Linked DNA regions of Homo sapiens: region 2 is linked to region 1. A link is a loop called in an ENCODE intact Hi-C map of the cell type or tissue named here. Cell type or tissue: GM12878. All regions are shown on one strand. Each heading gives the region's core, and the rest is flanking DNA. Links, peaks and the distances in the headings are about the cores only.

What was found. A loop is a pair of places that touch in the nucleus more often than their neighbours do. Peaks named below come from ENCODE experiments on the same cell type or tissue, not always from the same donor. Only the 100,000 strongest peaks of a DNase experiment are listed, where the experiment ranks them.
Region 2: it touches region 1 in a loop (9-fold over the local background); 17 of 110 quality-filtered maps call a loop at or near these places.

What each region holds. Positions count from the first base shown.
Region 1 is chr13:95,617,017-95,629,833 of GRCh38, forward strand. DZIP1 (DAZ interacting zinc finger protein 1) reads right to left here. Exons shown (of 23, transcript NM_198968.4): 8 at 7,752-7,913; 9 at 5,327-5,464; 10 at 2,869-2,931. Among named protein-coding and RNA genes, the nearest start is that of DZIP1, 21 kb to the right of the region's middle. In GM12878, for the core only: a CTCF peak has its summit at 7,116 (motif pointing right); no DNase peak of the experiment used is centred there.
Region 2 is chr13:95,974,479-95,987,295 of GRCh38, forward strand. UGGT2 (UDP-glucose glycoprotein glucosyltransferase 2) reads right to left here. Exons shown (of 39, transcript NM_020121.4): 9 at 11,855-11,954; 10 at 9,326-9,386. Among named protein-coding and RNA genes, the nearest start is that of UGGT2, 73 kb to the right of the region's middle. In GM12878, for the core only: a CTCF peak has its summit at 6,199 (motif pointing left); a DNase peak (open chromatin) is centred at 6,173.

The DNA of each region.
Region 1 (12,817 bases), core at 3,320-11,319:
GGCCAACACAGTGAAACCCCATCTCTACTAAGAATACAAAAATTAGCTCAGCATGGTGGCACGTAATCCCAGCTACTCGGGAGGCTAAGGCAGGAGAATCGCTTGAACCCAGGAAGCGGAGGTTGCAGTGAGCCAAGATGGCATCACTGCACTCCAGCCCGTGCAACAGAGTGAGACTCTGTCTCACCCCAAAAAAAAAAGAAATAAGAAGTCCCAGGCCCTTCCTGAAGCGGGAGAATGAAAGCAAGAGAGACACACTCTAGCTGGCCTTGAAGTCAACAGCCATGCTGTGCACTGCTATGGAGAAGGAGTAGCCTCTGGAACCTGATAGTCTCAGCCCTTCAAATAACCACAAGGAACCTCAGACAGGAACACAGCCCAGATGACACTCTCAATGCAGCCTGTGAGTCCCTGAGCCCAGCCAAGCCCTGCCTGGACTCCTATCCCACGGACATTGAGAAGAGAAATACATGCCATCTTCACCCACTCAATTTGTGGTCATTTGCTACACAGAATAGAAAACTCATACTGAGGGGAAGGAGGTAGCCATGTGAAGAGCAAGTCGAAGGGCTTGCCAACAATGAAAACCAGGTATAAAAGAGGAAAAGGCCAGAATGTTCTAGAAATTAGCAGAAAGTCATCATAGCTGGAAAGAGGAGGTTCCGAAAGGCAGGGGGTGGGGCGGGGGGGTCAGGCTGAGGCTAGAATGGCGGCCAGCAGCCAGGTTATTTTGCTGGCTCTGTGGAGAGCAGACTAAGGAAGGGGAAGGCTGGAATTGAGGAGACCCACCCTGGGGCCCATTCAGAAATGGAGGCTTAGTTAATGCAGGGCAACAGGAAAGTACAGAAGAACTGGTTCCATAGAGTGGGCCCTGCAGACAGCCTGGACTCGGGGATTGAGAGAGAAAGGTGGAATCAAGATGAGCATCTGGAGGAACGAGGGTGCCATTTGCCAAGTCTGGGGAACAAACCCAAGAACTTCATCTTAGGCATGTCGCACTTGAGAAGCCCATGGAGATGTCGAGTACTGAGCTGGCTACCTGATCTGGAACTCAGAAGAGTTGTTTAGGCTGAAGATGTAAACATGGGCATGATCCACACACAGCCCTAATCCCACTTCAAGAAACTCTCTCTGTTCAGTCCCTAGGGCACTCTGCATTTATCCCATCCTGATTCCCATAGCTGTAGCCTCACTCCTACTCCCTTCTGTACTGTAAGCGGTCTGAGGGCAGGCATTGTTCCACATCTCTTTTTAGCCTTATAAAGTGTAGTACATAGCAGATGCTCAGTAAATATCTCCTAAATTGAACTGCCACATCAGTGATACAATTTTCAATATAAACTACTGTATATGTGTATATCTATAGATATGTGTATTGGGTGTATGTCTGTGTATTATCACTATAAAGTATTTGCATGATGAAATGATATTTTAAATGGAATAGAGGAAAAATAGTGCTTCCTACTTCCTTTTCTAGCAATGATACAATCTTAAAGGTAGATTAATATCTAACTTTCCCATCGAAGTTCCTCAAGAACTGCAGGTGTTTTGTGAAATATTTTTATTTTTTGTTTGCTTTAGTTTGGCTCTAGTATTGTTCCCAGTTTCTTTTTCTCTCCCCGTCTTCCTCAGTATTTGTTCCACTTTGGAGAAATATAAGCTGATAAATTTTTTGATCATCTGAACACACTTCATCCTTGCAATTATACACATACATATTATATGATCTTTTGTCGTTTAATATTCTACTAAGAAAGGTAATATTAGAAAATGTGCAAAAGAGGAAACATTTTTTCCATTCAGAAAAGATTTACAAGAAATACTAAGGTACAAAACACAATTTCAAGTGAAAAAATAAACAGAAGTTTTCCTATTTTAAGACCTTCTCAAATACATCTACTTTAGATGTTTTGCACTAGTGTAAACACATTTTAACACTTAAATTTCTGATGTACTCAGGTGAAAGAGAATCAGTGTCATAATTAAAGTTTGTTTTCATTAAAGCGATTTTAATGTAAACAGTTCTTGCCTTTTTAAAAAATTACTTACATTGCAGTTCTGTGATACAAAAAAATCAGAAACATGTATTTGACAATGAAGAAATGATTAAGTCACTTATGATACATCCAATAAGATCATCATGAAAGTCATTAAAAGTCATGATTTTGAAGAATACTTTAAAACTTAGGAAAGGTCTATGATATATAAAGTGAAAAGTGTACAAACCTACAAAACATAATTCGAATGTTGTAAAACTATGTATATATGAGGTTCTACACTTACAGAAATGCATACAAGAAAACTGAAGCAGTGGACAAGAAGGCTGCTGGAGCTGGCAAGGTCACCAAGTCTGCCCAGAAAGCTCTGAAGGCTAAATGAATATTATCCCTAATACCTGCCAACCTACTCTTAATCAGTGGTGGAAGAATGGTCTCAGAACTGCTTGTTTCAATTGGCCATTTAAGTTTAGTAGTAAAAGACTGGTTAATGATACCAATGCATCGTAAAACCTTCAGAAGGAAAGGAGAATGTTTTGTGGACCACTTTGGTTTTCTTTTTTGTGTGTGGCAGTTTTAAGTTATTAGTTTTTAAAATCAGTACTTTTTAATGGGAACAACTTGACCAAAAATTTGTCACAGAATTTTGAGACCCATTAAAAAAGTTTCATGAGAAAAAAAAAAAAGAAAACAAATTATAAGAAAGTAGTAGCAGTGGTTATTTTGGTGTTAGAATTATAGGTAATTTTAATTTTGCTACACATTTCTCCCCAAATGTTATTAAGTGGACAAATATTATGTTTATTAAAAAGGAAAGCAAATATTTCTTTAAAAAATGGCCCACTTTAGGCCACTGGTTTCTTAACCTTACCCGACCCTTCTCTTTCTTGTGTTCTTGATGAATAGCTTGAACTCGAGCTGTCCATTTGCTTTCCTACAAAAGAATAAAAGAATAATTTATGTACAACTGTAACAATGAGATCTATGCAATATGGGAGCTTCCTTTTTAGTGAATACCTATGAAACCCAACTATCTATCTGGTAAAATTTTAGCTAGTGAAACAGTTTGGCTCTCGGTCCCCACTCAAATCTCATGTGTTGAAGGAAGGGCCTGGTGGGAGATGATTGAATCATGGGGGTGGACTTCCCCCTTGCTGTTCTCATGATAGTGAGTTCTCACAAGATCTGGTTGTTTAGAAGTGTGTAGCACTTCCCTCTTCACTCTTTCCTGCTCCATCATCTTAAGACGTGCTTGGTTCCCCTTTGTCCTTCTGCCAATGATTATAAGTTTCCTGAGGCCTCTCCAGCCATGCCTCCTGTACAGCCTATGGAACTGTGAGTCAATTAAACCTCTTTTCTTTATAAATTACCCAGTCTTAGGTAATTCTTTACAGTAGTATTAGAACAGACTAATACAGCTGGTATTTTTTAGAATATACACAGTCAAAAATGCTTAAATACATTTGCATCTGGTTTTAATCTTTTACCATAAGGCAGGGGTCAGGAAAAATTTTTTAGTAAGGAGCTAACAGTAAATATCATAGGCTCTGGGGGCCAGACAACTTGGTCACAACACAACACAATACAGCTGTGTCATTCCACAACTGTATTGGGACAACAGCCATGGATAAGATGTAAATGAACTAGCACTCATAAAATGTTACTGGGACATAGCCAGTAACACTTTATTTGCAAAAGGAGGTGCTAGTTTGCCAACCTAAGAGGCCAAAAGGAAACACCAAGGTTTCTGAGGCCATGGGTTCTGAACTGACAACACAACTCACAGGACAGAAACAGAAGAAATTTAGGTGGGACCTTAGGATTTTAGAGCCACATCCTTCAGTTCATGAGCGACCAGCTGTAGTCTACAGCCTGCTGGAAGCAACTGTCAACAGTTCAGTTCAGGACACAGCTCCTGGTTTCCTACCATATACCAGGCACCTCACTGGATGGCCACTGGCAGGCTAAAAGAAGATAAAAAGACAGGCCCTGCTCTGCACGGGAGGCGAGTAGACACAGCCATGGAGAATCCACATATAATGTGTATGTCATCAGATCCCACTTAGGGACTACAGAAATGCTATAGCCTAGAGGCTCAGGAGAACTTTCTGAAAGCGGTACCTGCCCCCCTGGCTGAATACTAAAGAATGAGTAAAAGACAGGTCCCGAAAACTGGGAGCTGCAGGACAGGCAGGAAAGCAGCCAGAACCGAGGAAAAAGACAGAAGGGCATGTTCTGAGAGGCATGGGCTGCTGGGCCGCTGGAGTGCCAGGAAAGCAAAGAACAGAGAAAGATGGCCCAGGGCCCAGAATCCGAAGGACCCTGCGTGCTGGTAGGAAGTCCGGAATAAGGGTCACTGAAGGACTTCAGACAGGACAGGGACATGGTCAGCCTGACTGCAGTGGAGCAGGTAGATTTGGGTCAGGGAGGAAACATGTGAGCACTGAAGCAAGAAGCAGTGGTCCCTGTTTCCAAAGTCTACTTACCTTTTTTAGAATGACCCAGGCTTTTAAAAAAGAATCCTGAATTCATAAGCTCTCATCTCTATTTGCTTCCTAGTTTAAAAAAATTGTTCCCCTAAACCGCTGTCACTTCCAAATGAAAGTGATTATGTTTGATAAATGTAACAGATCATCAGCTGACCAGTTAGCAGTGTGTGTGTGTGTGTGTGTGTGTGTGTGTGTGTGTGTGTGTGTGTGTGTATTTATTTATTTATTTTTTGAGACTGAGTATCACTCTTGTTGCCCAGACTGGAGTGCAATGGCGTGATCTCAGCTCACTGCAACCTCTGCCTCTTGGGTTCAAGCAATTCTCCTGCCTCAGCCCTCCGAGAAGCTGGGATTACAGGCATCTGCTACCACGCCCAGTTAATTGAGCCGAGGTGGGCGGATCACCTGAGGTCAGGAGTTCAAGATCAGCCTGGCCAATATGGTGAAACCCCGTTTCTACTAAAAATACAGTTAGCAGTATATTTAAACTCTAAAATTAAATCTGGTGCTTCAATATGCCCTTCTACACCTTTTGAAATTGAGAGCTACATCTGAAAGATGAAAAATGAATAGCTAGGTTATACTAACCAATTCAAATTGACTTTATGGAGAGAAGAAACAAAACAGTTCTGCCAACTGTTGTGTATGCTATTTGCCAACAGCAAGCATGTAACAAACACCTCTTATGATTTAGGCATGCTGTAGGAGAAAAATAACAGCTAGTCACCTTCAGGGTTACTAAAAAAGACAAACACTTTTTCTGCAGATGACACTCACTGTAAATTACTTCACTAAGAAAAAGGAAGGCATCCACTGCAGCTGTCACCCACTTGCACGTACCTGACTATCAAGAAGCTGCATGACATTATGGAAATCCTGGGGATATGGAGAACGGTCTTCTTTAAACTCGTGTGCATCTTTTAATGTGCCTATGTTGGACTTGATCTGCATATTGGACTTCTGGATTTCTGACAGTTGCTATAAGATAAAATTCAAGCTCAGTACTACAGTTAGACTTTCATAAGATGGAAACAGAGAATAAAATCAGGGAGCACATAGCTGTGTTTTAAATCTGACTGCCCTCTTGGACGCTCCTGGACGCTCTTGGACGCTTCTCCTGCTTCTGCTTCCCTGTGGTTTTACTGGTTTGTTTCTACTGCTTGCTGGTCTTCCTATCAGAATATGTACAGGGTGAAAAAAGGGGAAGGAAAATCTAACTTTCTAATCTTAAACGAGTCTAATTTTTTTTTTTTTTTTGGAGACAGGGTCTCATTCTGTTGCCCAGGCTAGAGTGCAGTGATATGATCATGGCTCACTGCAGCCTCAACCCCCTGGGTTCAAGCAATCCTTCCACCTCAGCCTCCTAGGTAGCTGGGACTACAGGCGTGCACCACCACACCCAGATAATTTTTGTATTTTTTTTGTAGAGACAGGGTTTTGCCATGTTGCCCAGGCTGGTCTCAAACTCCTGGGCTCACACAACAATCTGCCTACCTCAGCCTCCCAAAGTGCTGGGATTACAGGTGTGAGCCACCAGGCCCAGCTGGGGCTTAAAATTTTTTATGGGCACTTAATAGGTACCAGAAACAGAAGAACTGAATGCACCTGGTTCTTAAGCTAGTTTAGTGAGAGGCCAACACTGTCCAGGGACCACATCAGTAAATCCACTGGGGACATAACGTTTTTAATTTTACCCTTTTCTTTTCATATTATTCCCAATGTTACTCATGGCAAAAACCCTCAGAAAACCACAGAAGGTAACACATTAACTTCAAAAACAAAAGTATGGGGGAGCGCACGTCTCCTCTCCTCAGTGTAGGCTGCTCATAGTGACTTCATTTCAGAAAGGACAGCAGGGAAAGGAGGAAAAAAGAGAAAATCTTCAGTGGAGAAACCTGACAAACACTACCACAGCCAGGTAGCCAAGGTCAATAGCAACAGTTATAAGTCATGCAGATTCGTAACACAAAGTCTCAGACAAAACATTCAACTCTACTGCTCCCACACAAAAATGCCACAGACAGAGCGTAAATTACCAAACATGGCTGTGTTTCAATAAAACTTCACTCATGACACTGAAATGTGAACTTTAATGAAATTTTCCTGTGTCACAAAATAGTCTTCTTTTTTTCCAATGTTTTAAAAATTTAAAAACTGGCTGGGCACAGTGGCCCACAAATGTAATCCCAGCACTTTGGGAGGCCCAAGTGGGAGGATCACTTGAGGCCAGGAGTTCGACACCATCCTGGCCAACATGGTGAAACCGTCTCTACTAAAAATACAAAAATTAGCTGGGTGTGGTGGCATGTGCCTGTAACGCCAGCTACTCAGGAGGCTGAAGCACGAGAATCACTTGAACCCAGGAGGCAGAGGTTGCAGTGAGCTGAGATTGTGCCACTACACTCCAGACTGGGCAACAGAGAGAGACTCTGTCTTGAAAAAAATAAAAAGTAAAAATGTAAAAACTATTCTTATGTCAGAGGCCATTCAAAAACAGGTGGTATGCTGGACTTGGTTCATGGGCCATTCGCCAAATCTCACGCTAGAGTTTAAAGAGTTTTAGGAAAGCCCTCAGGTGAATTCCAAAAATCTCTATTTTCGTTTATAAAACTTGTTGGCCCCTAGAGGGAGCTCAAGGACCTTCGCTCAGCTCCCTTCCTTTCTCCGTTTTCCCCAAAGAAGACTCAGGTCAAGTCTAACCAGGGAGCTTAGAATTCTTAGAAGGACACTGATTGATTGGCTGCTTTCTAAAGAAGCAGCTCAGGTATCATCTATGCATGAGGCTGGGGCTGTATGGACCAGGGCTGTTCCCACAAGGGAGAGGGGCTCACTTAGCCATAACTTGCTTGCTTTAGAGACCCCACCTGGGCCTGGGTTGAGGAGGGAGCCTGGCAAAGGTTCTTAGCCTTTCTGGGTCTGCTTCTTTCCCTTCCCACTGGACAATGGAAAGTTCCAAAACTCAGGGAGGAGTTTACAGTTCAAGGCTAACCTAACCAGATAAGAAAAGAGGGACCATCATAGAAGAGGGTCTTCTATATCTCACCACGAGTGTTCTGCACTGAAGTTTAAGGCCAAAGCTCCCATTCTCAGCAAAACATCTCTGACTCACTCTGTCTCCTCTATGCCTCCCTCAAGACTCTCAGGGAGAAGAATGTCTGCACGAGGGTAACATAAAGTAACTGCTGGATCCCCTGGCCTTAATGCCATCCTAACACCACCTCTCAAGGCAATCAATACCATAAGAACTTCTAGGTTTAATACTTACATATTCTAATGCTGAATTCTTCGAAGTTAATTCTTTAAATTCCTTCATAAACATCTCCTTGACTTTTTCCATTTCATCAACTAGTTTCTCCTTTTCTTCTTCTTTCCACCTGTCAAATAACTTCAAAAAGTCTTCCTCTTTTGTTTTCTGCATTTCATATTCCTGAAATTATTTTAATACACATCTTTAAAAGTTCTGGTCTGAAGAAAATAAGCAATATTTAAAATAAAAGTTCATAGCATCACTTCAAAAATGTTAGCTAGTATTGCTTATTTCAGTGAGGCTTGTAACAACATTTCCTATCATGGCAGGTCTGTGCACAATGATTTTTCTAAACTAAAGGCAGCACACAGAATCCTCTTGTCCTTACATCCCTTAAAATACCAACACAGACGCCCAAAGCCTCCAGCTTTTTGTGTTCTATGAACTTGTATAAAAGTCATGCCATAATATATAAAATGTAAATATACTTTAAAGAAAACATATATTGAGCAATAAAAGAACATTTGTTGGCACCATAACAATTTGGATAGTGTAACTTCATCCCACCCCCAGAAAATACAAATTCAGATTTACAGGAGCTAAATTCAAGGTCAGCACTTGATTTCTCAATGACCTTCAGGGTTTTTAAAATCTAAATTGAGAACTTGAACGACACTATATGCCAACTAGCCCTAACACACATATACAGAACTCTGTACCCAACAATAGCAGAATATACATTCTTCTCAAGTGCACATGGAATATTTACCAGGAAGACCTTTTTTTAAGTCCATAAAGTGTTTCTCAGATTTAAAAAGATCAAAATCATGCAAAGATTCTTCTCTGATCACAATAGAATTAAGCCAGAAATCAGTAACAGAAGGGAACTGGAAAAGTAGCAAATACGTGGAAAGTAAACAACGTGCTCTTAAACAACCAATGGGTTAAGGAAAAACTCACTAGGGAAATTGGAAGATACTGTGAGGTTAATGAAAATGAAAACACAACATACCAAGATTCATGAGATGCAGCCAAATCAGTGCTCAGAAATAAATTTACAGCTGTAAGAGCCTACATTTAAAAAGAAGAAAGGTCCAGGTGTGATGGCTATGCCTGTAGTCCCAACAGTTTGGGAGGCCACGGTGGAACGATCACTTGATCTCAGGAGTTTGAGACCATCCTGGGAAACATTGTGAGACCTCATCTCTACCAAAAATTAAAAAAAAAAAAAAATTAGCCAGGTATGGTGGTACGTGCCTGTAATCCCAGCTACTTAGGAGGCTGAGGTGGGAGGACCACTTGGACCTGGGAGGTCAAGGCTGCAGTGAGCTGTGATTGTGCCACTGCACTCCAGCCTGGGCAACAGAGAGAGAGTCTATCTCCAAAAAACAAATATAGAAGAAGAAGAAAAATCTTAAATAAATAACCTAGCTAGAAAAAGATGAACAAACCAAACTCAAAGGCAGCAGAAAGAAAAAAATTATGAAAATTAGAGCAAAGATAAAGCAAAGAACAGGAAAGCAACAGAGAGAATAGATGAAGCCAAAATTTGGTTCTTTACAAAGATCAACAAAACTGACAAACCTTCAGCCACCCCAAATAAGAAATGAAAGTGAGGACATGACTACCAATCTTGGAGAAATTAAAAGGATTGTAAGAGAATATAATGAACAATTGTACAGCAACAAATTGGATAATCTAGGTGAAATAGACAAATTCCTACACAAATGACCAGACTGACCCAATACAAAGGAAATTTCAATAGACTTTCAATAAATAAAGGGATAGAGTTAGTAATCAACAACCTCCTAAAAAGGAAAAGTCCCAGACCAGATGGCTTTACTGGTGAATTCTACCAACTATTTTAAAAAAATAACATAGAATCCATAAGAAACGACTAAAGTAATAAACAAATTCAGCAAAGTTGCACAGTACAAGGTCAACATGCAAAAAGCAGCTATATTTCTATATACCAGCAATGAACAATCCAAGAAAGAAATTAAGAAAACAATTCCATTTATAATAGCATCCCAAAGAATAAAATACCTAGAAATAAATGTAACCTAAAAGGTGAAAAAGACTTGTACACTGAAAATTTTTGTTGTAAAAATTGAAGAACACTTAAATAAATGGAAAGACATCCCATGTTCATGGATTGGTAGATTTAATATGGTTAAAATGGCAATACTCTCCTAAGCAATCAAGAGATTCAATGTAATCCCATTCCAATAACCTTCTTTGCAGAAATGGAAAAGCCAATCCTCAATTTCATATGCAACTGTAAGAGGCCACAAATAACCAAAACAATATTGAAAAAGAAAAACAAAGTTGGAAGATGCACACTTATCTATTTCAAAGCCTACTACAAAGCTACAGTAATCAAAGTTGTGTGATATTGGCATAAAGACAGACATACAGACTAGGGGAATGGAATTGAGAATCCAGAGATAAACCCAAACATCTATGGTCAACTGATCTTCAACAAGGATGTTAGGAACATTCAATGAAAAAAGAATAGTCTCTTGAAAAATTGGCACTGGGACAACTGGATAAACCACATGCAAAAGTATAAAGTTGGGCCCCTCTCTCAATCTACATGCAAAAATTAACTCAAAATAGACCAATGACCTAATAGAGCTAAAGTGATGAAACTATTAGTGTATATAAATAACTCATACAGCTCAACAAGAAAAAGGCAAACAACCCAATTAAAAAATGGGCAAAGGATTTGAATAGACATTTCTCCAACTAAGATATATACAAATGGAAAATAAACATGAAGAGATGTTCAATATCATTGGTTGTTAAGGAAATACAAATCAAACTCCGATGAGATACCACTTCCCACCCACCCAATAGGATGGCTTTAATTAAGAAAACAGAAAAGTATAACAAGTATTGGTGAGGATGTGGAGAAATAAGAACATTACTGGTGAAAATGTAAAATGGTACAGCTACTGTGGAAGACAGTTTGGTGGTTCCTGAGAAAGTTAAACATAAAATTACCATATGACTCAGCAATTCCATTCCTAAGTATATAATCAAGAAAAATGAAAACATATGTCCACATAGAAACTGCCACATGAATGTTTATAGTAGCATTATTCATTAGAGCCAAAAGGTGAAAATGAATCAAATGTCATTCAATGGATGACTGGATAAACAAATTGTCTATGCATACCTACATACAATGGAATATTAGCAAGACCGACAAAGTACTGATACATGTTACAACTTAGATGAACCTCAAGAACATCATGCTAAGTGAAAAAAGCCAGACACAAAAGGTCACACATTACTTTTTTTTTTTCAGATGGGGTCTCATTCTGTAGCCAAATGGGGTGCAGCGGTGTGAACACAGCTCACTGCAGCCTTGACCTCCTGGACTCAAGCCATCTTCCTCCCTCCTCAGCCTCCTGAGTAGCTGGGACCACAAGCGCATGCCACCACACTTAGCTAATTTTTTAATTTTTTGTAGAGACAGGGTCTCACCATGTTGCGCAGACTGGTCTTGAACTCCTGGGCTCGAGCAATCCTCCCATCTTGGCCTCCCAAAATACTGGGATTACAGTTGTGAGCCACCACACGTGGTGTACATATTTTTTTTTAAAAGATATATACTGAATAGGAAAATTCATAGACATAAAAAGATTCGTGGTTACCAGGAGATGAGGGTAGTAGGAGTGATTATTTAATGGGTATGGGTTATTTTTCTGGGGTGTTGAAAGTTTTGAAACTAGAGAGATGGTAGTTGCACAATATTGTGAATACACTAAACGCTACTGGATTGTACACTGTAAAATGACTGTCTAAAAGAGATGTTGGTATACCCTTGTTCATAGCAGCATCAGTCATAATAGTTAAGAAGTGGAAGCAACCCAAGTGTCCAATAACAGATGAATAAGCAAAATGTGGTATACATACATATACCATGAACTATCATTCAGCCTGAAAAAGGAAGGAAATTCTGGCACACACTACAACATAGATAAACTTTGAGGACATTATGCTGAGTAAAATAAGCCAATGATGACAAAAAGACAAATACTCTATGCTTCCATTCATATGAGGTATCTAGAGCAGGCAAAATCACAGAGAGGGAAAGTAGCTGGAAGGAGGGGGGAGTGGAGCACTGTTTAATGGGTAGAGTTTCAGTTTTTCAATACAAAACAGTTCTGGAGATTGGCTGTATAACAATGTGAATATACTCAACACTACCGAACTGTACACTTAAAAATAGTTAAAATCATAAATTTTACATTATAGGTATATTACAATTTAAAAAGAAAGAGAAAGAGTGAGCCCATGTGGAAGACAGAAGCCTCTGTCAATGATTCTGTGAAATGACTGCTGTTATCCCTAGAAAGTCACACTTGCTGTCCCCATGGGGGAAACAAGGAAGAGCCAAGCACACTGTCACTCCAACAGTCACAAGGAAATAAATGCTCTTTGATGGCCTTACTCTCTCCATTAGGTACACCAAGGTCAACCCTCTGTTGGATAAACAATGGCATACGTGGTACCCACGGTGTACCCACAGTGACCCACAGAAGTCAGAACTCAATGAATCATGGGCCTCTTTCCTCTTGGGCCCTTCATCACCCCGAGTATCTCTGAACAAGTCATTCCAAGCACCCAATGGGCTGACACAAGGGTCACATAGATGAGAAAAAAGAAAAAAGGAAACAGATCGGAAGCATGAGGGAGACTCAACCCTCTGTTGGTGGCTTTGAGTATGGAGGAAGAGGGTCAGGAGCCCAGGAGTATGGGGAGCCTCACAAGGAAATTAGGAGCAGCCCTCCCTCAATGGACAGCCTGGAAGAAAGTGTAGACCTCTGGTCTACACCTGCCAGGAACTGAACTCTGCCAGCAACCAAATAAGCAAGAAATATTCTGTTCTATAGCCTCTACCAAGGCACATGGTCCTCCTGACACCTTGACTTTAGCCCAGTGAGAATGAGAAGTGTCAGACTTCTGTTCTAAGCAAAATTTTAGAAAGTTAATTGTGTGTTATATGAATTCCACCCCAATTTTCTAAAAGGCTTTCAAAAAATAGAGAAATATATTTCCAGTGATGTGCTTTG
Region 2 (12,817 bases), core at 2,971-10,970, 360 kb after region 1:
TTTATGTCAGGCCCAGGGCCTTGAACAATAATGCTCAGAAAACAGGTAACAGACTGAACTCAGCAAGTCTGCTTGCTCAAACACTGTCAGAGAGAAGAGGTTTGCCTATCAGAGATAAGTAATTACAAATTCTTCTCTTTCCTCTGCCCCAGAGAGTTACCCTTAAGTCCTGAAAAACTAGTGTATATTTGAGTATGTAATTTAAGGTGGCCTTTCTTAAATGAGGAGTAAGAATTCAATTTCTAGCAACATGATGAACCAAAGATCCAAACATTTTCTTACTAAAAGTATCAAAATGCTAGATTTAAATATTAATAATGAGACTGGGTGCGGTGGCTCACACCTGTTATCCCAGCACTTTGGGAGGCTGAGGCTGGTGGATCACTTGAGGTCAGGAGTATGAGACCAGCCTGTCCAACATGGTGAAACCCTGTTTCTATCAAAAATAGAAAAATTAGCTGGGTGTGGTGGTGCATGCCTGTAGTCCCAGTACTCGGGAGGCTGAGGCAAGAGAATCGCTTCATCCCAGGAGGTGGAGGTTGCAGTGAGCTGAGATCGCACCACTGCACTCCATCCTGGATGATAGAGCGATACTCTGTCTCAAAAAAATAAATATGAAAAATGTCCCCTAAATGCGGCTCTGAGTTGAAGAAAGTATTCACCTAAGGACAGAGAGGAAGTAGGAATATGAATATAGAGATGTAAATAAACACTAAAGACCTTGCCTGGAGGAAATTTAGAGCTTCCTAGATGACCTAGGATTTGGGTTTTTAAGGGCCAATCTCAGAAGAACAAGAAATTTAAATCCAGGACCCACATCCAGATATCCTTATGCACACATAAAGTGCTACACTTATGGTGAAAAGGTGAATTAGAAAACAAAATGCTCTGCAGTAACAGCATAGAAATTTGTCTACCTCACCTTGGTTCTTGGTGGAGGAAGAGTAAGTCTCCCAAATGAATTCATGGCCTCTAGCTTATTTTCATATGGGTTTGGAGCTGGATTTCATACTATATTTATAGTCCAAAAAACTTAGATTTTTGTATTTAAAGTGCAATGAAACTAGCAGCCCTCTTAGGCTTGAGCAGAAATAAATGCAAATCCTAATGAAGAAATATAAGCTCATTTTTCCTTAAAGAAGAGGGAACCCATTTATTCTAATATGTCTCTTTAATAACCAATGGAGCTGAGCTATTACCTGAAGCTAAAGAAATTCCAATTGATTGGATCTCAGAAGACTGGTTGAGATTTACAATGTTAAAATGGTTTATAAACATGTTTGGGTGTTCCTAAGGTGAAATGATACACACTCTGAAATTTAAATTTTTCTTAAAAATTTTATTTTTAATTTTCACGGGTACATAATAGTTGTACACATTTATGGAGATCTTGTGATATTTTGATAGAAGCATATAATGTGTAATGATCAAAGCAGGGTAATTGGGATATCCATCATCTCAAATATTTACCATTTCTTAATGTAGGGGACATTCCAAATCCACTCTTCCAGTTAAAGTATACAATAAATTAATGTTAAGCATAATCACCCTATTATGCTAATGAATAGATCTTATTCCTGACTGTATTTTTGCACCCATTAACCAACCCCTCCTCATTTTCCCCAGCCTCCAATAACCATCGTTCTACTCTCTACCTCCATGAGATCAGTGTTTTTAGCTCTCACATATGAGTAATAACTTGTAGTATGTCTTTCTGTGTATGGCTTATTTCACTTAACATAATGTCCTCTATTGTTGCTAAAGATGACAGGATTTCTTTTTTATGACTAAATAATATTCCATTGTGTCTATGTACCAAATTTCCTTTATCCACCCATCCATTAATGGACACCTAGCTTGAATCCATATTTTAGCTATTGTGAATAGTGTTTTAATAAACATGGCAGTGCAGATATCTCTTTGATATACTAATTTCCTTACTTTTGGGTATATATCCAGCAGTGGGATTCCTGGATCATATGGTAATTCTATTTTTCATTTTTTTTGTGAACCTCTATACTACTGTTTTCCATTGTGGCTTTACTAATGTACATTCCCACCAACAGTGCACAAGGGTTCCCCTTTCTCTGTATCCTTCCCAGAATCTGTTATTTTTTTTGTTTTAGAAAAAAGCCATTTTCCATACTGTCCAAAGTAATTTATGGATTCAATGCTATTCCCATCAAGCTACCATCAACTTTCTTCACAGAATTAGAAAAAACTACTTTAAATTTCATATGGAACCAGAAAAGAGCCCGTATAGCCAAGACAATCCAAAGCAAAAACAACATAGCTGGAGGCATCACGCTGACTTCAAACTATACTACAAGGCTACAGTAACTAAAACCGCATGGTACTGGTACCAAAACAGATACATAGATCAAAGGAAGAAAACAGAGGTCTCAGAAACAACACCACACATCTACAACCATCTGATCTTCGACAAACCTGACAAAAACAAGCAATGAGGAAAGGATTCCCTATTTAATAAATGGTGCTAGGAAAACTGGCTAGCCATATGCAGAAAACAGAAACTGGACCCCTTCCTTACACCTTATACAAAAACTAACTCAAGATAGATTAAAGACTTACATGTAAAACCTAAAACCATAAAAATCCTAGAAGAAAACTTAGGCAATATCATTCAGGACACAGGCATGGGCAAAGACTTCATGACTAAAATACCAAAAAGCAATTCCAACAAAAGCCAAAATTGACTAATGGGATCTAATCAAACTACAGAGCTTCTGCACAGCAAAAGAAACTATCATCAGAGTGAACAGGCAACCTACAGAATGGGAGAAAGTCTTTGCAATCTACCCATCTGACAAAGGTCTAATATCCAGAATCTACAAGGAACTTAAACAAATTTACAAGAAAAAACAAACAACTCCATCAGAAAGTGGGCGAAGGATATGAACAGACACTTCTCAAAAGAGGACATCTATGCAGCCAACAAACATAAGAAAAAAAGTTCATTATCACTAGAGAAATGCAAATCAAAACCACAATGAGATACCATCTCATGCCAGTTAGAATGGTGATCATTAAAAAGTCAGGAAACAACAGATGCTGGAGAGGATGTGGAGAAACAGGAATGCTTTTACACTATTGATGGGAATTTAAATTAGTTAAACCATTGTAGAAGACAGTGTCGATTCCTCAAGAATCTAGAACCAGAAATACCATTTGACCCAGCAGTCCCATTAGTGGGTATATACCCAAAGGATTATAAATCATTCTACCATAAAGACAAATGCACACGTATGTTTATTGCAGCATTATTTACAACAGCAAAGACTTGGAACCAACCCAAATGCTCATCAATGATAGACTGGATAAAGAAAATGTGGCACATGTACACCATGGAATACTATGCAGTCATAGAAAAGAATGAGTTCATGTCCTTTGCAGGGACATGGATGAAGCTAGAAGCCATCATTCTCAGCAAACTAACATAGGAACAGAAAGTGAAACACTGCATGTTCTCACTCATAAGTGGGAGATGAACAATGAGAACACATGGACACATGTGGCCTGCCAGGGGGTAGGGGGCAAGGGGAGAGAGAGCATTAGGACAAATACCTAAAGTATGCAGGGCTCAAAACCTAGATGATGGGTTGATAGGGGCAGCAAACCACCATGGCACAAGTGTACCTACGTAACAAACCCGCATGTTCTGCATATGTATCCCAGAACTTAAAGTAAAATTAAAATTAAAAAAAGAGCAAACTTACAAAAAAGAAAAAAGTCATTTTAACACGTGAGACACTATCTCATTGTGGTTTTGATTTGCATTTCCCTGACGATTAGTGATGGTGAGCATCACTGTTGGCCATCTGTATGCCTTCTTTTGAGAAATGCCTATTCAAATTTTTTGCCTATTTTAAAATTAGATTATTCATTGTTTTGCTGTTGTTTGAGCTCCTTATATATTCTGGTTATCAATCCCTTGACTGTTGAATAATCTGAAAATACTCTGTCCCATTCTGTAGATTTTCTCTTCACTTTGTTGACTGCTTCCTTCTCTGTACAGAACATTTTTATCTTGATATGATCCCATTTGTCCAAATTGCTTTGGTTGCCTGTGCTTTTCAGTTCTTACTCAAGAAATTTTTGCATAGACCAATGTCCTAAAGCATTTCCCCAATGTTTTCTTCTAGCAGTTTCACAGTTTCAGGTCTCACATTTAAGTCTTTAACCCCTATTGATTTGATTTTCGTATATGGTGAGAGATGGGGGTCTAGTTTCATTCTTTACGATTAAAATTTGAAGTCAAATCAGATATAAATCTTAATAGAAATGTTGTCATTTTCAGAATAAGGAATAAGACAAGATAAGACTTAAAAAGTATGATTTACAGATGTAGTTTTGAGAGATGATGTTCTAATATAGGTAATGTCTCCAGAACTCTGTATAATTCTCACACAAAGTAGTTAGAAATAATTAGAAGCAACATCAACTTTTATTTGGGTAAGGTGCAATCCTTTATTTGAATATCTGCATTTTAGTTAATTCAAGTATCTGCATTTGGTTCATTAAGCAATTATGTAATTGAAATTATTTGTTCCACTCTGCTGAATCATAAAAAGTTACCTGACCACCTGATCATATCCTCATTTTATTTTGAAGCAAATAAAAAATGTCATGGACTATAACAATTCTTGCAATAAACAACAAAGACGTATGTTGGGTTGACAATTTAAAATCACCAAAAGCAGATTCTGGCCACTCACAGCAAATTAACAACAATTATGAACTTCCAAAGGAAATTTGCTGTACTTTGGAGTTAAAGCAGTTGTCTCCTAAATAAAACCAAACTCAAATTCAGTTATACAACTTGAGCATAGTCATAGTTTTTGAATAATCTTTGCTTGAGTCCCAAGTCAAAAACTATATAAAAAGCTACACTAGAAGAATTATGCCAATCCTGGCACCCTTCACCCGTTTCATCCCTGGCTCTTATAGGCAAAATTTTCTCCCAAAGTTTCTTCTCCATCCTCTAGTATTTCTTCATGCAAAAACTAGAATAGGTAAATATATATTCTCATTTCCCCTGGTCTCTTACGCAAAAAAAAAAAAAATACAGACTTGCTTACAGAATGCCCTGCCAACTTTTTGAAATCTTTCTTTCTCAGTTTAATTCTGATCTGTATTCTTCTTATTATGAGTAAGGAAAGATTGTTATTATGTATTTAAAGACCTTAAATTAAAAAGGACAGCAGAGTTAGCAGACAGCCCAGAGTGGGAGAAAATCTTCACAATCTACACATCCGAAAAAGGACTAATATCCAGAATCTACACAGAACTCAAATCAGCAAGAAAAAAAAATCCCATCAAAAAGTGGGCTAAGAACATGAATTAGACAATTCTCAAAAGAAGATATACAAGTGGGCAACAAGCATATGGAAAAATGCTCAACATCACTAAGTATCAGAGAAATGCAAATCAAAACCACAATGCAATACCACCTCACTCCTACAAGAATGGGTATAATTTAAAAAACCAAAAAGTAACAGATGTTGGCACGGATGTGGTGAAAAGGGAACACTTTTACAATGTTGGTGGGAATGTAAACTAGTACAATCACTATGGAAAACAATGTGGAGATTCGTAAAAGCAGATCTACCATTTGATCTAGCAATCCCACTACTAGGTAACTGCCCAGAGGGGTGGGGGGGAAGTCATTATATGAAAAAGATACTTGCATATGCATGTTTATAGCAGAACAATATGCAATTGCAAAAATATGGAATCAGCCCAAATACCCTATACATACCACGGAATACTACTCAGCCATAAAAAGGAATGAAATGGCATTTGTGCAACCTGGATGGAATCGAAGACTATCATTCTAACTGAAGTAACTCAGGAATGGAAAACCAAACATCATATGTTCTCACTCATATGTGGGAGCTAAGCTTTGAGGATGCAAAGACATAAGAATGATACATTGGACTTTGGGGACTCGGGGGAAAGGGCGGGGGGTGGCAAGAGATCAAAGACTACACATTGGGTACCAGGTACACTGTTCAGGTGATGGGTGCACCAAAATCTCAGAAATCACCACTAAATAACTTATTGATGTAACTAAACACCATCTGTTCCCAAAAAACCTACTGAAATTAAAACAAACAACTGATCAAAGTAGATGGTTTGGGTTTGGCTTGGTTTTTAACTAAAGCCTTTGCGCCCTCTAGTGGGAAGATGGAGCAGCCCAGCATCCACAGTGTGTGCTCTTCAGAGCTGGATGTCGCTTTGGAATCAAGATTCTTGGGAGGCCAAGGCGGGGCAGATTACCTGAGGTCAGGAGTTCGTGACCAGCCTGGCCAACATGGCGAAACCCTGTCTCTACTAAAAATACAAAAATTAGCCGGGTGTGGTGGCGTGTACCTGTAATCCCAGCTACCCAAGGAGGCTGAGGCAGGAGAATTGCTGGAACCCGGGAGGCAGAGGCTGCAGTGAGCCAAGATCATGCCACTGCACTCCAGCCTGGGTGACAGAGCAAGACTCCATCTCAAAGATTCTTCCTGTTTCCTTTTATATTTGTGGGCAGGATGTTTCTTTTATTTATGTATTTATTTTAAACTAAATGTTTCTTATCTCCTCTACTCGAAGGTCATATCCTCTTTATCTCCTTAAGTAAAGCCAGGAGCTCTGCAGTACCCCCAAGTGAGAAAAATTATGCTTAAGACACTTTTGTTGGCCGGGCGCGGTGGCTCACGCCTGTAATCCCAGCACTTTGGGAGGCAGAGGCGGGCGGATCATGAGGTCAGGAGATCGAGACCATCCTGGCTAACGCGGTGAAACCCCGCCTCTACTAAAAATACAAAAAATTAGCCGGGCGTGGTGGCGCGCGCCTGTGGTCCCGGCTACTCGGGAGGCTGAGGCAGGAGAATGGCGTGAACCCGGGAGGCGGAGCTTGCAGTGAGCCGAGGTCGCGCCACTGCACTCCAGCCTGGGCGACAGAGCGAGACTCCGTCTCAAAAAAAAAAAAAAAAAAAAAAAAAGACACTTTTGTTTTAGTTTAGTCCCAGACCCAGAGGAAAATCCTTCAAATTTCTTAAGTAAATCCTTAAAAAGTGTAATTTACACCAGAGCAATTGACCTGGTGTAAATAAACTGCAGCATGAGAAGAAGAAGAAAAAAAGACCATTATTACTTCTTTTTTCGGTGAACATTTTGTTTACATGTTTTGCAGGAAATGTACTTTTCGGTTTGTATGGATGAGATGCTGTAACAGAAACACATTTCCAGGGCTTTCTCGTGTCCAATCCGTGTGCAATGCAATTGCAATGAATAGTCCAAGATTTTCTTACCTTCTCATCACAACCACCCTCTTCCCCAAGGTTGGAACTTCAGTTTCTTTAATTACTTCTCCCACATCTCATGAGCTAGTGGGTAACATGGACTGCTAGTCCAAATACCCATTTAGCCTAGATTAGTTACATGAAAGACATTATCATCCTTGTCTTTCTCTTTTCAGTGTTCTCTGGAAGTAGTAGGTGATCAAGAAGACTATCTGCAGTGTCATGATTATTTAGTTTACTAAATTCAAGATTTCTTGCTCTGCAGTCAAAGCTCATTTCAAAACTCTTTCACTGCCAATTCCAAATGGCTGACAGGTAGATAAGGTGATGGCCATAGTGGCCCTGAGTAAGCTGGCATACTCAGGTTGCCAGCATGGTTCTGATATAGCAGTTAGGAAGAAATTATTTAGGCAGATAGTGAGTCCTCGGTAAGGTTTTCCTTTTAATGAAAAGCCGCCCCCAAATCATTTTATTTTCTAACAAAGAACAGCCTGTAAAATCGAGCTGCAGACACAGGCAAGCAAGCTAGAAGCTTGCATAGGTAAATGCTGGCATTGTGCCAGTAGGAACAGGTTACCTGGGACCAGGCATGTTCAAAACGGCAGCTCCATCTTCCCTTCTTTCCAGTCCACATGTACAGTAAGAAGCAGATAACATGGCAGCAGCCAAGTGGAAAGCCCATATGCATAATAGGGTGGAGTGGTCAGCCTTCCCCATGCATTATGTAAAACATCATACCTGCTCCAACCAATTTGTGGGCCCTATGTAAATCAGACACCGCCTCCTCAAGCCTATTTGTAAAATCCAGTGCACTCTGTAGGCAGCCCGAATTCCCATTCAGGTGCCCCTCTCTCTCATAAGAGAGAGAGAGCTGTTCTCCTTTCTCTTTCTTTTGCGTATTAAGCCTCCACTCCCAAACCCACTCCTTTGTGTGTCATAAGAAAACAATCCATTCTGCATGAAGAATGGTAAGAACAATTAGGAACATCATAGAATGGACCAATACCACAAATCCGTTTTGAAGGATACACAGGAATTTGTAAGGTGGTCAATGAGGCAAAGAATGTCCCAGGTAGGAATGATGTGTTGTGGTTCCTAACACCTGTTCTCCAATGAACTATGCATCTTTTTCTTCATTACCATCATTGTAGTTGTCATCAAAACAGCTGACATTTGTTGACAGCTCACTCTGTCTCAGTATGATGGGCACTGCTGGCTGGCTAAGTTAGCACCATACCCAGGCCACTTCTCCTTTGCTTCGTTATTAGAAAAGTAAACACTAGCTTTTCTAGCTTCCCGCGCAGCCTAAGGTGGCCACATGGCAAAATCCTCACCAATGAGATAGAAACCAGTCTGCTAAAATGTTCCAAGAAGGCTTTAGTGAGGATAAATGTGGTTGGTACCATCCACCCTGCCTCTTTTGGCTTTAAATACAGGTAAGAAGTGAGAAAAATGAACTCCTAGTGTTTAGGGCCCTGTGAGTCTGGTATGATACTACTTAAAGCCAAACCGGTCCTATGTAATAAAGCCAGGCAGTGGTGTAAGCACTTTACAAATATTAACACAACTAGAATTATTTGGGGTCTATGGATAATTTAAGATACCATTTGGCAGAATCTTATCAAACCACTGATAAATTGTATTCTATCTGCTATAGGATTCTACCGTTCCAGTGGTCTAACACTGACTCAGTCTTCACAAGCTTTTAAGCAAAACTAATTACAAGAAACAGAATAATTAACTCACAGCCTTTATTCTTTATCCTATGAAGAAAACCATACTACCTCGGAAGAAATTCTGGAATATACTGTGAAATAAGTAGAAGGTATGTCAGAAAAGATTGGCTGATTAAATGCTCATATAGTCCACAGTATAAAAATAGAAGAACCCAGACTGTTTTAATAATCAAAAAAGCACAAATTACTATTTCCTTTTTTGTATGAATATTGAAGATCCAAAGTCAGAAACAGTGATATTAGTTGGGTAAATGTTTTAAAAAAGGAATTCAAACAAACCTTTTGATTTTCCTTTATTTCTTCTCTCATATGTTGATTTACAGCAATTCTGGTTAGAGATCTGGAAAAATGAATACTAATATAATTGATCCTTCCTTAAATGTTTAGAACTGATCTATATAACCCAATGTAATCTAATACTTTGGATAAGAAGCTAAAAACTCCAAATCCTTTGTGACTGAAAAGTATACATTTCCATATGGCCTAATTTAGCTTTCATTTGACAAAAGTATTTGGTTCAAGTGGAATGGAGGTTCTCAAAATTTCATGTGTACTAGCTGTATGCAGTATGGATTGTCATCATTTACTATGACTTATTTTTTGAAAACACTTCATTGAAAAAGCTGTTTTGCGTTATTTTGCCCAATAGAGAAATTTTGTATGAAATTACCAATGTATAAGTACATGAATATACGTACATGAAGAATTTTTTAGTTAACCTGGGAACCTACCAGAGTAGAAATGTTCTAAAAAACTGAAATCATGGCTTTACATCACTCACTCTTTCAATTTTTTCAATTTGTTTATTAAAAACATTTTTTTAGAGACAGAGTCTCACTCTTCTACCCAGCAGGACTGCAGTGGCATGATCACAACTCACTGTAGTCTCGGGTTCCTGGGCTCAAGTGATTCTCCTGCCTCAGCCTCTCAATTAGATAGGACTACAGGTACACACCACCACATCCAGCTAATTTTTCAATTTTCTTCTAGAGATGGAGTCTTCCTATGTTGCCCGGGTTGGTCTAAAACTCCTGGCCTCAAGTGACCCTCCTACTGCCACCTCCCAAAGTGCTGAAATTATAGGTGCGAGCCATTGCACCCAGCCTATTCACTCTTGAAGAGTTTATAATTCACTTATAATTTAAAGACAGCAGAAGTGTTCAAAATACAGTTCCTATGGACTGTATTCAACTTGATAATTCCTAAACATGACTAGCTTTTACAAATTTTATAAATAGAATTAAAAAATTAAAAGATTGTTAATGCAAAGTTCTGCTTTAAGGAAAACTCAAGTAGAAAGGTGTACCTTGAAACAGCCCACAATAAGTATATATTATTTCCTAAAGTTTGGCAGCATTGTGAGAAATTACAATTAAAAATTTAATAAGGCAAATTTTTCATTTATTTAGCAAATATTTCATTTCAACAAACATTTACAGATTGTCTACCAAGTGGTTTTAGAGATATGCTCAAGCCTACAATTTAGCCATTAAGCAATGTTAGCATATTTTATAATTTTTTCTTAATTACAGATTAACAGCAGAGTTTTGCATCAGAACCTCTGAACAGTTATACTGACTTAGCATCAATAGAGCTAATCAACTGTCTGATCAAGACTAAAGTTATTTTACTTTATTTGTATTTGATCTAATAATTTTTATAACGGCCATTAATTAAAATATTATGGCTAAACAGATATGACATTTATACACACCCATATATATTTCATGTTTTATTATATAAATGACGACTTCTCAAATTCTTGACATTTAAAGTTGACTGAAAGAGGCATATCAATATATTCATTCTTAATCTGTAAATAAGGAAACAAACTCCTTTATTTCAAGGTACCACCAAAAAATCCTTGGTATCTTGTAGCCAACCATGTACTATTTATTTACTTTCAAAATTAAAGAATACATATATTGAAGATTCTGTAATCTGTATGATGAATAAATGTACAAAATAGTGTTTGGGACAATAAGAGGCATAGCAATCATTCTATGCTTAGGAAGGTATGCTAAGCTAGTAGACTGCTCTCCAATTCCTCTCAGTAAAACACCATTGTTGCCCATGCACTGCGACTTGTCACATATTTTATCTCTTTAGTATAAGCTAACTCATATTTTACTTGTTGCTAATTTTATACTCTGTCATCCCTAACCAGAATACAATTGCATCAAAGTTGTGTTATATAGCAAATTCTCATAATACGTGGTAACTTGCATTGCATGCACCGGTCTCTTTAAGCTATGCAAATGTATTTCCTATTGAAATGGAATATATGTTTAATGTAACATCAGTATTCATGGAAGCAGTTCAACGAGACATCCTCTTGGCAAAAAAGTACTCCACACAATATTCATCCAATTAAGACATTACCAATCATTTGGACTCTGAAAGGGTAAGAATATGATTTGGCAGTACTTTGGGCATAGACCTCCTACTTAGAGTAATACTTTTTATCATCCTCCATAAGGGAAAGAAAAAACACTCCTTCATTATTTATTGCTTAAACAAGTTTTTCCTTAGATTACTATGCATGATTTTAGAAAATTTTTTAGGACTTTTTTTCCTATTTGCCTCTAACAAGAGTTCTACCTTACAGTGCATACACACATGTATGCACAAGCCAATATTTTGCTCTAATCAAAAAATATATATATATTGAAAAGGCCCTGATTTCACAAAAGCTATATATACTAGAACTAATTGACACCTTCATGTTAAATGAAATCAGCTATTTTCATAAAACTCATTTAATAGAAAGAGTTATAGCTGCAATGAAACCTATAAACTTTAACATACCTGGCTTTTATGGGGAAGTTCTGTGAAATGTCTTTCATTAATTTAATGGAATCATAAACTGGAGCGGACATTATTTGAGAAGCTGCTTGAAAACTAAGATCTGGAAGGAAAAATATTATTAAGGAATCTAGCATAATATTAGACCTTTATAGACATTTCCATGAAATTGAAATACTTGACTCAATTCTTCTTGCCAAGTATTAGTATACAAACATGTTAATACTGTTACATCTGCATTTTTAAAAAGTTTTAAATGTAAAGTTATCACTTATTTCCAAATATAAGCTTTATACTTTTATGAATGACTATTTAATACCTCTTGTTTCCACAAATTACAGTATAATTTCGAGAGAGATATATGAAAAGAAATGCTCTCGCAAAGCTTTTTCTATACTTAAATGAAACATATGACAAAAAGTCAAAAGAATAATGAAGAGGAGTAAAAAGAGCTTTAAAGAGCCAATTCTGAAAAGACCTCTAAGAAAGCTCCACTGTGTTTAACTCAGTAAATAGAAACATTCAATTTCTCTTTCAACATTGTTTTACCTTTGTGCTGAAATAAAATCCTAAACTTAGTATTATTTTATCTGATATGACAATCCTATAAAAAGAAAAATGTGTGTTGCTAACTGTGGTTAGTTTCAAACATGTCAGAAGAATTCATCTTAGTATTATTACTTTGTCAAGAGTCAGAAAAGATTTAAAACTAAATTCTTTCATTACCTACCTCAACAGTGAGGCAGATTGTTTCTCCTTTAGCTTAAGGACAGGATACTCACCCCACCACTGAACCTAACCATCTGGATATCTTACAATGACTTTAAATCAACCTTTCAACACTAGTCTCATTATTTCTGAGTCCCATATTCAGCCCCAAAGTCTGCTTACATGTTTTATATATTCTCTCTACTCAGGCTCAAGCTAGAAATCCTAGAATTATCTTTGACTCCTTTTCACCTTCTA